2 separate regions of the Mus musculus genome follow, and region 1 is linked to region 2. The links are chromatin loops, found by intact Hi-C in ENCODE. Cell type or tissue: heart. All regions are shown on one strand. Links, peaks and the distances in the headings refer to the core of each region. The heading gives the core; the rest is flanking DNA. Region 1 holds the start of Rab3gap1 (RAB3 GTPase activating protein subunit 1). Region 2 holds the start of Zranb3 (zinc finger, RAN-binding domain containing 3).

Evidence for each region. A loop is a pair of places that touch in the nucleus more often than their neighbours do. Peaks named below come from ENCODE experiments on the same cell type or tissue, not always from the same donor. Only the 100,000 strongest peaks of a DNase experiment are listed, where the experiment ranks them.
Region 1: it touches region 2 in a loop (4-fold over the local background); 2 of 42 quality-filtered maps call a loop at or near these places.

The regions. Positions count from the first base shown.
Region 1 is chr1:127,865,510-127,873,844 of GRCm38, reverse strand. It overlaps Rab3gap1 (RAB3 GTPase activating protein subunit 1), which reads right to left and starts at 5,072. Exons shown (of 24, transcript NM_178690.4): 1 at 5,016-5,072; 2 at 4,865-4,920. The coding sequence starts at 5,033. In heart, for the core only: no CTCF peak of the experiment used is centred there; a DNase peak (open chromatin) is centred at 5,034; H3K4me3 peaks cover 1,459 bases; H3K27ac peaks cover 927 bases.
Region 2 is chr1:128,099,817-128,108,151 of GRCm38, reverse strand. It overlaps Zranb3 (zinc finger, RAN-binding domain containing 3), which reads left to right and starts at 5,681. Exons shown (of 21, transcript NM_027678.3): 1 at 5,681-5,899. R3hdm1 (R3H domain containing 1) reads right to left here and starts at 4,846. Exons shown (of 27, transcript NM_181750.2): 1 at 4,669-4,846. It also overlaps the pseudogene Gm29383. In heart, for the core only: a CTCF peak has its summit at 4,435; DNase peaks (open chromatin) are centred at 4,981, 5,331 and 5,741; H3K4me3 peaks cover 3,282 bases; H3K27ac peaks cover 2,632 bases.

The sequences.
Region 1 (8,335 bases), core at 47-8,046, 230 kb after region 2:
CTACAAAACATAAACTAAGAACAATTCCTCCTTTAATATGATAGAATAAATTTAGAAGAGAAGCAAAAACTGAGAGATTAACTTAATCCTAATTAAGGATAGTTATACAACTGATCACTTTCCCTGCCCAGCACCAGCAGAGTGGCTCATACCCAACTGTAACTCTAGTTCTAGAGATCCAGTGCCTTCTGGCCTGATGGTATGAGACGCATGTGATGCACACAGGCATTCAAGCAAAAGCACTTTACACAGATAAAAAGAATCTTTAAAACTTGACTAGCAACTTGCTGAACATCAGCAAATGAAAACTGTCAATCTGCTTATATTAGAAAAATGTGATCCAATCTAGCAGCTGCAATTGCTACCTAAAACATCTAGAAAGTGCTTCTAGAGTAACTAAAACATCTAGAAAGTGCTTCTAGAGTAACTAAAATCAACTTGTAATCAAAGGCATCAGATTTTTTTCTTCATTGGCATTATGAGTTATGCATTTCTTTTAAAACAGTAATGACATCAAATAATAAATCAGCTTATAATTTAACTGAACCTTCTCATTAACTCCTTAAAATGTCCATTCAGTAGACCGTCCAATGTATACCCACTGAAAATGGTTCTGAAGAACAGTTGAGGAAATAAGAAAAAGTTCCGTGTGTTAAGTGAAAAAAGAAAGCTGCAGAAACAAGCATTGATATAGTTTGATCTAAAAAAAGTTACACACACACAATTAAAAGAAAATATGTCAAAATTTAATAGCTATCTTTGTAGAAGGTTTAAATGTAATTTTTAACAAGGTATTATTGCTATAATAAAAATAATCTTAAAAATAATTTTCAGAGTAAAAAACAAAAACATTTACTTATGTTTGTATGTTAGTGCTCTATTAGACTGTATACCTGCATGATAGAAGAAGGTATCAGATCCTGTTACAGATGGTTGTGAACACTATGTGGGTGCTAGGAATTGAACTCAGGACCTCTGGGAAAGCAGCCAGTGTTCTTACAAACTGAGCCATCTCTCCAGCCCCAAAGAAACATTTTAAAATACTTATGAATTTTAGCACTGGCTAGGAGACAATTATATGATACAAATATTGAGATTTGGCTAGAAAAGTGTAGTAACTTTTTCTTTAACAGTTCTCCATAGCTTAGCTGCTGAGTCACTTACTATACTCAGTTCTTTTGTACATGCTTTTGGAAAAACAGGGTTCTTTCCATTTCACCTTTGTAGCTTTCATGTCAACTTGTAATTACAGACTAGTTACATTATCTGACTCATGTCTATTTCTTCTGCTAGACTATACTTTCAATAAGAGCAGGACCCTTAGCTAGGGGATGGGGAGGGTATATGTGTAGTGGTACATACCTTTAATCCCAGCACTCACAGAAGGCAGAGGCAGGTGGAGCTGAGTTTGAGCTCAGCCTGATTTACAGGACAGCCAGGGCTACACAGAGAAACTCTGCCTCAAAAAAAAAAAAAAATCAGAGAGAGAGAGCAAGAGAGAGAGAGAGTCTGCCTTATTTTTCCTTTTTCCTATAGGACTAGGGATTGAACACAGGTCAATGAGCATACTAAGCCTCATCTGTTTTTACTAGCTACTAAATCCCTAATGTTTTACACTGTGTCTTACACATGCTCATTCAAAATTAAGTCTCTACTTAGTAGTCTCAATAAATTATCTGTATGGTACATAACATACTTGTTAGGTTTCAAGAAAGTCCTTTTGCCAGTCTGACATTTAGACAAAAGCCAACATTTTCGAGGGACTTAAAATTGTTCCTACTTGCTACAAGGAACATATTGCTTATGTTCTCCTTATCTCTGGCAACAGGAACATATTGCTCTTCCATTAACCTGTGCTGGTAGTGTCTATTAACATATCAAAGTCTCTGCTAACCTCAAGATTCCCTCAGTCTCTACCACAAGTACCAGTTATAGAACCATCCTGGCTGGCATTCCCTACCCACTACCCTAACCCTCTCCAGCCCCACTCTGAACTTTGCGTCCATTCCCCTAGCCTCCTTTTCCTACACAGCCCAGTCATCTGGCTATGTGCTCTCTCTGCTCTTTCCCTCTGTTCCTACCTCTCATGGCCAGTTCAGTCTGCTGGCCCAGTTTAGTCTGACCTCTTCCAGTTGACACTCCCTGCTTGCTCCCTCATATTTACAATAAACCACCTTCTCAACCATGCCTAGGATCATTAATGTCCCTATTGTCATTCAATTCTGAGAAGAACTTTTCATCCAAATAATAAAAAAAATAAGGCTTAAGAAACTTTAAATTCGCATTTATTTCTTGCATTTGATACTCTGATGAAACCCATCACTTTATGATGAGAATTCTAGACAGGCCTACCCATTCCTAGTTATTGTCATCAACCTTAATCAGGTTAATTTGATGCCAGCACAAAGTACCTTCCTTCACCAACCTGACATACATAGGCTTATCACAATTGGATATAAGCACACAACGGTGTGCTTGGTGCTTGCTAAGGCTTTGGCAGCTTAGTGTATGCCATATGTTAGGCCATCATGGCCTAAGGTAGTCTTCGGCATCTCTTGTGAAGCAGTGCTGGCATCCACTACACTTTTAGCATCAATGCTTCCTCAGCCATGGCAGTGAATTATGGATGAAGCCAAATCTTAAATGTACCTGAGCCCACAGCAGGGAAAGGGCTTATTTTTATTTTTTTAAGATTTATTTATTTATTATATGTAAGTACACTGCAGCTGTCTTCAGACACACCAGAAGAGGGAGTCAGATCTCATTACGGATGGTTGTGAGCCACCATGTGGTTGCTGGGACTTGAACTCAGGACCTTCAGAAGAGCAGTTGGGTGCTCTTACCCGCTGAGCCATCTCACCAGCCCGGGAAAGGGTTTATTTATCTATTGATTTATTTAATGTGCACTGGTGTTTCTCTTGCATGTATGTCTATATGAGGGTGTTAAATAACCTAGAACTGGAGTTTTAGACAGTTGTGAGCTGCCATGTGGGTGCTGAGAATTGAATCTGGGTCTTCTGGAAGAATGTACAGAACTCTTAACCGCTAAGCATCGCCCCAGCACCCCTCAGGAAATTTTAAACTATTTAACCAGGGAAAATGGCCATTTTTCCATTCTAAACACTAATCATTAATGTCTTCTTACCACTCACCCTCCAAGACCATCATTTTCTAACTACCTTCAAAATATCAACTTTACAGTCAATGTGCCCAAAAGAGCACTCTTGATACATATCTTTTCGTTTAGGCATGAACCTGAAGTTTCATAATTGAGCCTTTCCCCTCAGACTTACATTAAGCTCATCTACCTAAATCTAGTTCACTCTATCCAACTAATTACAGTTCCACTTTATGAATCAATGTAAACTGCTTACTTCATTTTACCACAATGTAACAACTTAAACCAAACAATCCTTGCACCATAGGATCAAAAGCTCTTGCCACTTTAAGCAGCAGTGCTTTCTAAATATGGTCTTCTGACCTGCTGGCATCTGTATTACCTGGGACCATGTTAGAAAAGCAAATTTGGGGATTGGACCTAAAACCTAATGGGAAACACTGAGAACCGAGACCAGCAGGTTCTGATGCACAGTCAAGTTGGAGAGTTTTTAGTCAAGTGCACCAACTCTCGACGCCTCTGCCTTGGCTTTGGAAACTGATCTCACTGTATCATTTTTATTTATTTCCCAGTGATAATTCCTCACTTACTTGTCTCGAAATGTCAGTCCCTTCTCATGTTTAACCAAACCCTGAACCATTTTCCCTTTCCTTTCTTAAGGCAGTACCTCTTAGATTGCTCAGGCTGGTCTTAATTCCTTAGCTCAAGTGATCCGCCTCAGCCTTGCCAGTAGTCACTATTATACACAGGTGCCACGTCACCCAGCTTCCATTTCCCTCCCCAATTTCAAAGCAGGCATTTCCTATCTTTTCCCTACAAAAATGTCTCCAACAATTTTGTAGTCCACGTTTTCCCTACTTAACTAGTTCTTTGTAGTTAGTACCAACTGGCTTACATTTTAACTATTTGTTGGAGTTTTTAAAAGGTATATAGATTTCCCTGATCTTAGGATAGTTCAGGGCACACAGTACTTCCTCATAAAGTCTTGCTAGTGTGTTAAGTCTTACTGACTCGATGAAGTGTGGGGATGGGAACACAAGTCAAACTACTATTTCAAAGATCTTTTATATCTTCCTATGCCACCAACTGATATGAGAGCCACACATTTGTAAAGCCTACAAGCACTGCAACAATAACCTCAATAGCTAGCTATCAAGCCAACAAACTTAGTTTTCAACTCACTCAGGTGATAAAACATGTTCGCCTTAATGCAGTTGTTCATCTGAATTTGACAAGCTCGGGAAGTCTGGGCACAGGACCAAGTTTAAAATGTAACGCTGTGAATCAAAACATTCCAAAGACGTATGTAAACATACTATTTATAAGTATGAAATAGTAGAATTTTAATTTTTTAATTTCTCGAAGACAGGATAACGATGGTAAGAGGATGACAGATGAACAGTCATCGGTACGCTAAAAGTCTCTTCCAATAAACACAGGAAGAAAACACAGCAGCTGCTTAGCTGACGGCTTTGATGACAACTGAGGCAAATTGACATGAAAGCATAAGACCCGGGGACGACCTCGGAAATGGTTTTCTGTGCCAGGGAAGTGATCTGGAAGTCAACACAACTTGTTTTAAAGGCGGAGTCTGAAGGTTGGTCTGACCTGTCTGTATGATTGATGCGGAAAAAGCCAAAGTTGCCGTGGCGCGGAAGAAGAGACGAAGCGTGGGCGTCTCCCTCCGAACCAGCGTCACCTGTGTGATGCCGCCCGGGGCCAGACAGGACCAAACACACTACTCACCTCTCCCACTCCGAGGCTGTGGTGAAGTCTGTGATCTCAAACACTTCGGACTCGGGCTGCGGGGACAGAGAAGAGCACAGACAGTAAGCTGCGGGCCACTGACGTCGGCGGCAGAACTCTGTGACAGAGGCACCCAGGGCGCAGAACTCACCTCACTGTCCGCCGCCATCTTGCGGAGCGGAGCGTCAGGCCCCGCGCGAAGGCTGTCGGGAAGAAGGGAGCTAGGAGGAGGGCACTGAGTGGCCGTGGGCGGGGCCTCGGTGGGTGGTGGGTGGGGCCCCGAAGCGGGCCCGCCTACAAAGGGCCTGCTGGAAGGTGGGAAGACCTTTTTCCTCCAGACAGAAAGATCTTAGTGTGGCATACGCTCTTCTTCAAGGTGGTTTAGTAATATTTTTTTTAAAATTCTGTTGGGGCTAGAGGGATAACTGTGCAGTTAAGACTACCCGCTGCGCTTTCACAAGACCTATGTTCGATTTCCAGCACCTGCATAGCAGTTCACAACCATTTGTGATTTCAGTCCAAAGGGATCCTGTACCTGCTTCTGGCCTCGACTGACACCAGGCATGCACGTGCTGCACAAACAGATTTACATGCTGACGAAACACTCATGCACATGAAATAAAATTAACAAGTATTGTTTAAAGAATTAAAAGTAAAAATAATAAGAGTATTTTGTAGACTCAAGAAGAGCTGATGAGCCGAGCGTGGTGGCACACACCTTTAATCCCAGCACTCGGGAGGCAGAGGCAGGCAGATTTCTGAGTTCGAGGCCAGCCTGGTCTACAAAGTGAGTTCCAGGACAGCCAGGGCTACACAGAAAAACCCTGTCTCGGAAGAAAAAAAACAACCAAACAAACAAAAAACAACAACAACAAAAAACAAAAACAAACTGATGAACATTTTGAAATTGTTACATGACATTCACATCCACAGATGTATTGGGCTACATTCATAAATATCTTGGGGCATATGTAGTCCTATATGGCAAAGACCCTAGATATGCATGGTCACAATTGTATTTAAAAACCTCTTTGAGTTTTCATTCAAATGGGTTTTTTTTTAGATTTATTTATTCATTTTATGTATATGATTACACTAGAATGTGTATGAGTATATTTATTTTATGTATATGAGTATACCAGAAAAGGGCATCAGATCCCATTACAGATGGTTGTGAGCCACCTTGTGATTGCTGGCATTTGAACTCAGAACCTTTGGAAGAGCACTCTTAACCACTGAGCCATCTCTCAAGCCCTTGGTTTTGTTCTTGAGATAGGGTTCATAAGCCAGCCTCACACGCCTTGTGGTGAGAAGAGCGAACTGGAATTCTGATCCTCTTGCCTCCTTTTGAGTATCCTGACTGCAGTCATGTAGCACCGTCTTGGATTGTATGGTGTGGTGGTAAAGACAGAAGCGAGGACCATGCATGCTAGGCAAAAGCTCTACCAACAGAACTACATCCTCAGCTCTTGTTCAAACTTTACAACTCATAAACACTGACCAAGATCCTTAAACCCACTGTCTCCTTTCCTAACCCCAGGAAAAGAAAATCTATACAACTAAACTTATTGTTTTAAAAAGCAGCCAGGCATGGAAGTGCATGCCTTTAATCCCAGCACTCAGGAGACAGAGGCAGGCAGATCTCTGTTAATTCAAGGCAAGCCTGGCCTACAAAGTGAGACCAGGACAGCCAGGGCTCTGTTACACAGAGAAACTCTTGTCTTGAAAAACAAAACAAAAAATAAACAAAACCAAACAACATCATACAAGTTACATATACTCTGAGAAGAACATACTATTTGATGAGTGCTTTACTTTTTAAACCACTGAAGGACAGGAGTGCTAACTAGCAGTTGGAATTCTGTTGGGGACTGTAGAGATGGCTCAGCAGTTAAGAGTACTGACTGTTGTTACAGAGGACCCCAACTCTGTCCCCAGCATCCACGTGGCTACATACAACGCTCCATACTTCTAGTTCTAGGGGACTCAGCACCCTCTTCTGACTTCTATAGTAAACAGAAATGCACACAGTGCACAAATACACATGCAGACAAAATAATTATATACATAAAAATTTAAATTAAATAATTTTTTGAGACAGACTCTTTATTATGTAGCTCTGGCTTTTGTGGGACTCACTGCGTAGACAAGGTTGGCCTCAAACTCACAGAAACCCACCTGCTTCTGCCTCTAGAGTGCTGGGATTAAAAGCATGTGCCACTATGTTTGGAACTTAAGCAGGTCAGGAAGCAGGAGCTGATGCAGAGGCCATGGAGTGATGTTACTTACTGGCTTGCTTGAGTTCCAGTCCTGACTTCCTTTGGTGATGAACAGCAAAGTGGAAGTGTAAGCTGAATAAGCCCTTTCCTCCCCAACATGCTTCTTGGGTATAATGCCTTGTGCAGGAATAGAGACCCTAACTAAGACAAATTGGTACCAGCATAGTGGGATATTCTTGTGACAACCTGACCATGGTTTTGAAGGCATGAGGGGGTCATGAAGAGCAGCTGGGGTTCGGCACTGTAAGAAGCCATGGAAGGCCATTAGTGAAGTTGCAGCCTCGGTTCCAATTGATGGCCCAGGACTAAAGGAGTCATGCAAAGGAGTTGAGGTTTGGTGCCATGAAGAGAGCCCATGAGAGGCTATTGGTGAAGTTTAGTTGCAGCAGAAGACAGCAGTGTTTTGGAGATGCCAGTACCATGAGATGACCACCAAGATCAGCAGCAGCAGTGGAGTACTGGCAGCTAGAGCCTAGAAGACAAAGTGTGTGCTACAAAGGGCAGAGCTGGAGAAGTGACCCAAGCCCCTGGAGAAGCCCAGAAGATCGTGAGTGGATCCCAGACATTGGACAGTTGGAGTTTGATTTTGCTTTTGACTGTGACTGTGCCATGATATTTTTCCCCTTGAAGTAAGAAAGTATTTTAGTGGATCCCACAGTTAAGAGAATTTTAAATGTAAAAACACTTTTGATTTTAAAAGAGATTGGATATTTTAAAGGGATTGAAATTTTAACATGTAAGAATTTTCAAAGACTGTGGTACTTTTAAAGTTATTTAGATCTTGGGAATGAATAAGAAAATAAGGATTGGGGACTGGTGAGATGGCTCAGCAGGTAAGAGCACTGACTGTTCTTCCAAAGGTCCTCAGTTCAAATCCTAACAACCACATGGTGGCTCACAACAATCCATAATGAGATCTGAAGCCCTCTTCTGGTGTGTCTAAAGGCAGCTACAGTGTACTTACATATAACTAATAAATAAATCTTTGGGACGGAGCGAGCGGGGCCAGAATGAGCAGAGGTCCTGACAACCATCTGTACAGCTACAGTGTACTCATATAAAAGAAAAAAAGAAAGTAAGGGTTGAGGCTTAATAGTGATGTGTTTGTGTGTCAAGTTGACAAGGGGTCAATTGTACTGGCTGGTTTTGTGTGTCAACTTGACACAGGCTGGAGTTATTACAGATAAAGGAG
Region 2 (8,335 bases), core at 246-8,245:
TTATATTCTAGATCATCCCTTAGTATAATGACCTGCAGCTGATTAAACTTGTACCTCAAATTGCAAGGAGACACAACCATGTAGTTATGGAACCCTTTCATGTAGAAGAGGTTAGTAAAGCTACCAGCACAACTACAAAGTCAGCTTCAATCTGTCACTAAACTAAAATTGGCATAAGTCAAATGGCAGAACTTTCCTTGCATCAGACATCAGATTACACCTCTAAAAGTCAGAAACACAAACAAATAATTTCATTTAATTTCTTTTAAAAGAAAATTACACCAAGTTATAGATGACATAAATGGAGAAGCCCAAAGAGCTCCCATCCAAAAATGCTAAGTGATCTAGTATTTACAGAATAAGAGGCTCAAAAATGCTTTCCTGAGAAGTGAGTTTACAGGTAAAAATTAAGAAGAGTCACAAGGGCTGGAAAGACAGCTGAGGCGCTAAGAGCACTGAGTGCTCTTTTAGAGAACCCATCTTCAATTCCCAGCAGCCACATGGCAGTTCACAACAGTGTATAACATCAGTTCCAGAAGATCCTATACAGTTTTTCTGACCTGAGGGCACCAGACATACAAGAGGTGCAGAGACATACATGCAGGCAAAACATCCATATACATAATAAGAAATAACTTTTAAAAAGGTATAAACTGCCAAGCATGGTGCACGTGTTTTTAAACCTAGCACTCAGGAGGCAGAGGCAAGTGGATCTCTAAAGTGTGAGGCCCAGTTTGGTCTACAAAGAGAGTTCCAGGACAGCAAGGGCTACACAGAGAAACTGCCATGAAACATCCTCCTTCCACTCCCCGAAAAGGTACAAACCTACCAACTGACAAAGCAAAGAGCAATAGAACTCTAAAGGAAACTGTTTACCTTAATGTATGTGTGAACACTAAGAATGGGTGGGCAGCACAACAGTAAAGAACAAAACCTGGAAATAAAACAAACTGCAGGGAAATTCAGGCAGAGAACTAGCTTTGAGCCATGATTTAGAACTTATTTCACTTGTCCATCACTGACTTATTAAACTGCATTGTGGAGATTATATATATTCATATGTAAGTTAACACCAGATATAAGCAAGTTGTTTTACTTAATTTAGCCAGGCCCTTATATAAGGATCCAAGTTAATTTGATAGAAATTTTATTATGTTATTTGGTGCATGATGCATGTTTGTATTACTAATAAAAGTTTATAGTGAGCTCAAAGGATTAAGTGCCAGGCAATGTAATCTTTTTTTTTTTTTTAACATTTAGTATTATATGGGAAAAAACTAATACATTTCCTTTTCTATCACCTGCCAATTTAGTTACCTAAAACCATAAATAAATTATTCTTCCTATAGGCAAGAATGGGAAATGGAGGGCTGGTTCTGTGGTTTGCAACAAGAGCAATCCGAAATTTTCATTTCCACTTGGAAACACATCCACCTCTATGACATGTGAGTGCTGGACATTTTTACAACAGGTCATGGGAAGGGTTAATTGGGAAGTTTTCTACTTCAAGTAGGAACAGAATATTATAGTTTCATTAGTCTTTAGCATACACAACTCTTACTACACTTCCTTGTTTATAAGAATTGCAGCTTAATAGTAACCCAAATGGTTATAACTGGATATTTAAAACGTCAGTTCAAACAAAAACCTCTTTAATTACTGGGTAAGTCCCTTTAGAGAAGCACCCAAGTACACAGAGCTCAATAACTCAGTGGCATGTGACCATGTAGATGCTGTCAATCTTGGATAGTACCAGCAACACTTCATAACACAACTGTTGGCATGCTAATCGAAACCTGGCTCGGCTGCACCAACTCCAAGGACACCTTTATGTGTGAAAACTATACTTTCAAATATACTTGGGAACAGGGAGGAATATGGTATTTCAAAGAAAAAAAAATACCCAAGGACTGCTAAACAATGGAGTAGGAACTAAAGAGCAAGGATTTAACTCAATGTTGGAATACTTGCTGGCATGTATGAGGTGAAAGGTTCAATCCCTAGCATTGAGGAAAAAAAAATAGCAAAAATAAAACCAACAAACCTCAAGAGCACAAAGCAACAGTCTGGTAAGATAACTTTCTCAGTCTTAACTTTGTATCAGTCACTTGGTTTCTCTGGTAACAGAATGAGTCCAAAAGCAACTGTAAACTAGACCTTGAAACATATTAACAAAGTAAAGCAGGACAACAACCCTAGTTTACTACTAAAACACTAAAACACAAAGCACATTTTTATTATGGGTAATCTATTTGAAATATGTTCCAAACGCAGAAATTTTAAACAAAAGGAAAAAAGATACTGTGTATGACAAAATTCTCTTTGATACCCAATGACCAATTTCATATATTCTGTCTGCTTAAAAAAAAAATGGCTAAAGGCTAGCAAGATGGTTTAGTGCATAAAGGCACTTGGCCTTCAAATCAGACCACCTGAGTTCAATCCCAGAGACCAATAGGATAGAAGAAGAACTGATTTCTCCTAACCTTACCACTGTCCTCCACCCTCCTAAAATGTATCATGGTACTTCTGTGCTGCGCCCCGTACCCCAGTAAATGTAATAAAACAAAAACAAAAAAATTGGCTATGAGATATTGTTTTAAGCCACTGTGTACATTAACACTCAACAGTAGAAGAGATTTTTGAGACTGCAACAATACTCTGCATATGAACAGCAAATTCATTCTCTAAATATGAAAATGAGAAAACAAAGATAAAAACTTAATGTAACAAATATATACATGTGAGACACAATCCTAGTAGCTTTACATAGTCTATTTACAGCTCCATAGATTAAGCATTATCCTCCCCATTATTAACCGAGGTTAGGTTAGATTAGCCTCATAAAATGGTCCCACAAATAGTAAAAGAATGTAGTCCCCTGTATTTTCATCAGACCTTCCATACAAAGAATTCATGAGACCTAAATATATCACTGCATAAATTGCCAACTAATTATCAAGTTTGGGGAACTATGCTAGGGAATGTATGCTATGGGGACTCAATGGAGAAGCTGAGGGAACTAATCTTCAAAAGCTATGTACTACATTAAAAAAATCAGTAACACATAACCAGATTCCTTCTTAATCCAAGTGAATGGATCTATTTTACTTCTGTATCTACTTGCATTATTTTGAGAACATGGCAGATTCCTAAGGTACTTCTGTGACCCAGAAGAAATAGTCTATTAGTCAAAGCATAGGTTGTTTATTCAGAACCAGTGTTCTCTCTAAAACAAATAAATCTTAGAAATGGGGTGGTCTGTAGCCATGCCTATTATAGATTACAGGGTCCACTAAAGTCATATTCTCCTAGGCTGAAAAAGCAGAGTGGAATTTGAAAAGATGGGCACACTATCAAAATCTGATACAATTATAAGACAATCCCCTAAAATATAAAGACATAAAATCTGAAGAGAATGATATTTCTTCAGTTAAATGGGTAGCTACATGAACTCTACTGATTCAAGTATTATAAGGAAGGGGCTTCGAGGTTGATTTCATCTTTTTATGACTCGATGCTCTTGGAATCAATGACATTTAAATTTAAGAGGTTTCTTTAGCTGGGCGATGGGGGGCCACACCTTTGATCCCAGCTCTTGGGAGGCAGAGACAGGTGGATTCTGTGAGCTCAAGGCCAGCCTGGTCTACATTGTGAGTACCAGGACAGCCAGGGCTACACAGAGAGACCCTGTCCAGGGAAAAAATCTAAAATAAAGGGGAGTATGGTATGAGATTCTTTAACGTGACCCAGCCAAACTATAACCTTAGGAGTGGGATATGTGTGTTTGTGTGTATTCATTCATGCTAGAAATTCTATTTTTACCTCTTCAGAAATGCACCTTATTATTTAGTAAGCAGCACTGCTTTGGAAGATACCTCTTCACCTCTAACTAGTTTAGGGGACTTGCTCTCTCAGGACCCAATTCACAGAAGTCACAACAGCCAAACCCAATTTTGTTTCTCCTTAAAAGCAACTTCAGACAACAGTGACAATCTCTGGTACATAACCACAAGAAGAAAAAAAAAAAAACTTCTAATATACAGGGATGGAAAGGGGGGAGGGGGATTTACATCATAACGTCCCCCGTAGGTTCGTCCATCAACGACCAAGGCTCTGACAGTCATTCAACTTTCTTGCTAATTTCCCCACTGTGTTTTTTCTAGCAGTACGGGCAGTACGGGCACGACGTGCTGTTTCCCTTTTGGTGTGTGTGACAATTCCCCGGAGCGGGGGTATCAGCCCCGGGCATCTGGTCCAGGCCCCGGAGAACAGTTCCGCGAACGGTCCCTGCTCCAGCCTGGCCTGACTATGTTGCTTTTCCCCTCCGTCCTCCCCGGATCTCCAGGGCTCGCAAGAGCAGCAGCTGCAGCAGGGACGCTCGGGAACCTGTCCCCAGCTCCCCCGCTAGGCCTCAAGGGGTTGGCGCTGCACATGGCCCCCAGCGAAGCGGCGGGCACCGCGCGGTGGAGGCGACTAGAGGGCTCGCCTCAGAACCCGACGGCCCCTGGCGGGCCGGAGGAGAGGGGAGGGACGCCGTCTCCTCAGCGCTTAGCTCCCCGGCTGCCTCACTCTCCCGCTCCGTTAGCGCTACCGGTTGGCGGGCGGGGGAGGGGAGCGAGCGCGTTATTCCCGGGGCGCCGCGGGGGAGGGGACAGCATCTCTTACCCGCGTTACTGAGAAGGAGCAGGAGGAGGTGGCGGGAGCGCGGCACAGCGGGGCGACGGCGGGGCCGGCTGGTTGCAAGGTAGAGTCTCACGGAAGGGAATTAACCCCATCACCAGCCCGGACACCGGCTCCAGCGGCAGCCGCGGCGGCAGAATCCCGCCCCTTCCCACCACGCACTGGCCCCGCCTCTCCGTCGCGTTGACGGAAAGCAGCCTACCTCATACGCTAGGTCAACATTAAGTGACATACAAATTATCCAATCAGCGTTTGAAAACCACTTTCGCTCCACCCCCATTATCACTGCGGGACAGCGGGAGAACGGGACTAAGTCTATCTCCACCCACAAAAGAAAAAGAACCAATCCCGGGCAAGTTGTCGTCCCTGAACGACGTAAGAGTCAACCAATGATAAAGCTAGGAGGACAGCCATTTTGCCCACTTGTGAAAGAGCCACCTTTCCCACGAGTAGAATCCTGAGGTGGGCGAGTTCCGGGCGATTTTAATCACTGGAGATGTGGTAGACAACTCTCTTTCTTCAGGGAATGATTATAGAGCTTTTTAAGGATGAAAGGACAATTTTGTCGTTCATGTGGGAAGATGAGAGGAAGGCTTTAAGGATGTGGCTCCGCCCCTTAGCGGTAACGGGTTCCAGGCTGAACACCTGGTTCCTCCAGTCTTAGTGGTGGAGGCAGGGCTTCTGAGCACTTTGGCTCCTGCGACTACAGTTCCCAAGATGCTTTGAGACCCTGTTTTCCTCATTTTGCTTCCGGTAGTGTTTCATGGGAATTGTAGTTCTTGAGAGGTTACGGTGTAACCTCCTTGTCTAGATGAGTAAGAGGAAATTTTTGAATAATTTGGAGTTGAGAATGAAGTCGCAAGGTTCTAGTCAGGTCTTTTCGCATCGCTAAAGGAAGGAGAATATAACAGGGTTGGGAATTTTCTCAACACATTACAATGTTTTAGAGTGCTGGTATTTGAACTCTTCCAAGTCTAGGTCATCCGTTTAACGTCACTTCCGCTTAGTTGAAGACGCTTGCAAAAAGTTTGGCGGGAGTTGAAGATTATGAAGCTAGTGCTGCATTTTGGCGGACTGTATAGGGCAAGAGATGGGAAATTGACTGCACTTTAATTGCGCTATAAGAAAATAGTGGGTAACAGTCGGGCGTGGTGGCTGATGCCTGTAACAGCTGGAAGCTGAAAGGTCGCCGCGAGTTCATAGCCTGGGCTACAGAGTGAGTTTTAAAACAGCTGGGACTACAGAATTCACCTTGTCTAAAATAACCCCCCCCCCCGCACTGCCCCCTCCCCCTAAAAAAACCCATCCAGAAATATGAAATGGCATGGGTGTAATTCTCGAGCCTGTAATGTAATTTTCTACTTTGCTACTTAGTCTTGCAGAGCCAGTGTTTATCAGATCTGTTCACTCTTGAGTTTGTAGAGGATGCTTTAATTTGCCTTTAGCTACTGTCTGTGAAGCAGCATAGGTTCATGTCCTGGAAGGTATTGGAAATTCTGAACTAATTCCTCCCATTTATACAAATAGTCCCCAGAAGTCAGAAGTTGCCTTTGAACAGGATCTTAAAAAAAAAAAAGTCTCCTCCATCATTTTTATGGAGACTTTGTCTTACTACTTTTCTCATAAATATTTATTGAGCACTTACACTAGTGGTAAATATACTAGGCTTAAAGGATTGAAGAGTGCACAGAAAGGTAAGTTTTGTTTAAAACGAGTTAGAAAGATTAAGCAAAATTTATGTTACTTGGTCTTTTTAATATCTCCAAATTTAGCATCTTCATAGTTATGTTTTGTGTGTTGATTTGGTTTCCTCTTTGCTTTCTACTTTTAGATTTAAAAACCATTCCTTTCTATTTTCATTATTTTTATTGAAGTATTAAGTCTGTGTCCAGAACTGTTAAGAGGTGTTTTATATACTATGTGGATGAGAGTCCTAACTAGTGCAATCCCAGAGACAGAAATATATCTGCAACTTCCAAGCAGACAAAACACTCTTACTTTTTTAAAGAAAATAAATGTTTTTGCTTTTCAATATAATACTTTCACGTGTGTGTGTGCAAGTGTGTGTGTGTGCTATATGAATATTAAACAGAAGGCATCATCCCCATCTAGGAGTTAGAGTTTCAAGTGATAACTTAGCATTGTCCATAAATGCTTAGTTGGGATTTTTTTCATAAGTCCTTCCAGAGTAGAAGTCAATATGTAGTAATAATGACAATCATATTACTGAATATTTAATCTGAGCCCCAAAAGGGCTAAGGGTGTTTAGTATGTCTTTTATTTTTTTGAGTGCTGGAGACAAACCGAGAGCCTTGCATTTGCTGGATAATGTGCTTTGTCACTGTGTTCCAGCCTCACTTTCAACTCTAAACCATTGCTTCTCAAATGTTTAGGAATCTCAAAAAGTTCAGCCTTCCCCTGCCACCGGGATGCTGGGATTAAAGGCTGTCACCACCATGCCTAGCAAAAAGGTGTTACTTTTTGTTCTGTTTTGTTTTTTTCTTAAAGGTTTATTTATTTTATGTGTCTGAGTGCGTGCATGTATGTGCACCATGTACATGCCTATAAGAAGTCATTGGATCTCCTGAAACAGAAGTTCCAAATGGTTGTGAGCCACCTTCTAGGTGCTACAAATCTAACCTGAGTCCTCCGCAAAAGCAGCAAGTGAACCACTGGCCCATTATTCTTGGCCCTCTGCAGAATGACCTGTTAGGTTTTTTTACAGTCCAGTCTTTATCCCCATCCTGTTCCGCCCCCTGACTGTTCCTCATCCTATAGTTCCCTCCACCCCCAATCTCCAAGAGGATGCCCCCACCCCACCAGACCTCCCTACTCCCTGGGGCCTCCAGTCTCTTGAGGGTTAGATGCATCTTCTCTCACTTAGTCCAGACCCTGCAGTCCTCTGCTGTGGATGTGTTGGGAATCCTCATATCAGCTGGTGCATGCTGCCTGGTTGGTGGCCCATTGTCTGAGAGATCTCGGGAGTCCAGGTTACTTGAGACTGCTGTTCCTCCAACAGGGTTGCCCTCCTCCTCAGCTCCTTCCAGCTTTTCCCTAATTCAACCACAGGGTCAGCAGCCTCTGTTCATTGGTTGGGTGGAAGTATCTGCATCTGACTCAGCTGCTTGTTGGGTCTTCGGAGGGCAGTCATGATCTGTCCCTTTTTGTGAGAACTCCATAGCCTCAGTAATGTGTCAGGTCTTGGGGCCTCCCCTTGAGCTGGATCCCACTTTAGGCCTGTAGCTGGACCTCTTTTTCCTCAGGCTGTTCTCCATTTTAGTCCAGGCAGTTTTTTCCAGATAGGAACAATTATGGGTCAGAGTATTTGACTGTGGGATGGCAACCCCATGCTTCCACTGGAGGTGGATTCTACAAGTTCCTCTCCCCACTGTAGGGCATTTCATCCAAGGTCCCTCCCTTTGAGTCCTGAGAGAGTCTCACCTCCTGGATCTCTGGTACATTCTAGAGGGTCCCCCTACCTCCAACTCCCAAGATTGCCTGTTTTGATTCTTTCTGCTGGCCCTCAGTCCTGTTCCTCCCCCACCTCCCAATTGTTCCCCTTTACAGAATGACCTGTAGTTGTGTGGATTGTATCCTGGGTACAGAGTGACCTGTTAGGATGGCATGCTACTGCTTTATTTAAAGCACAGTG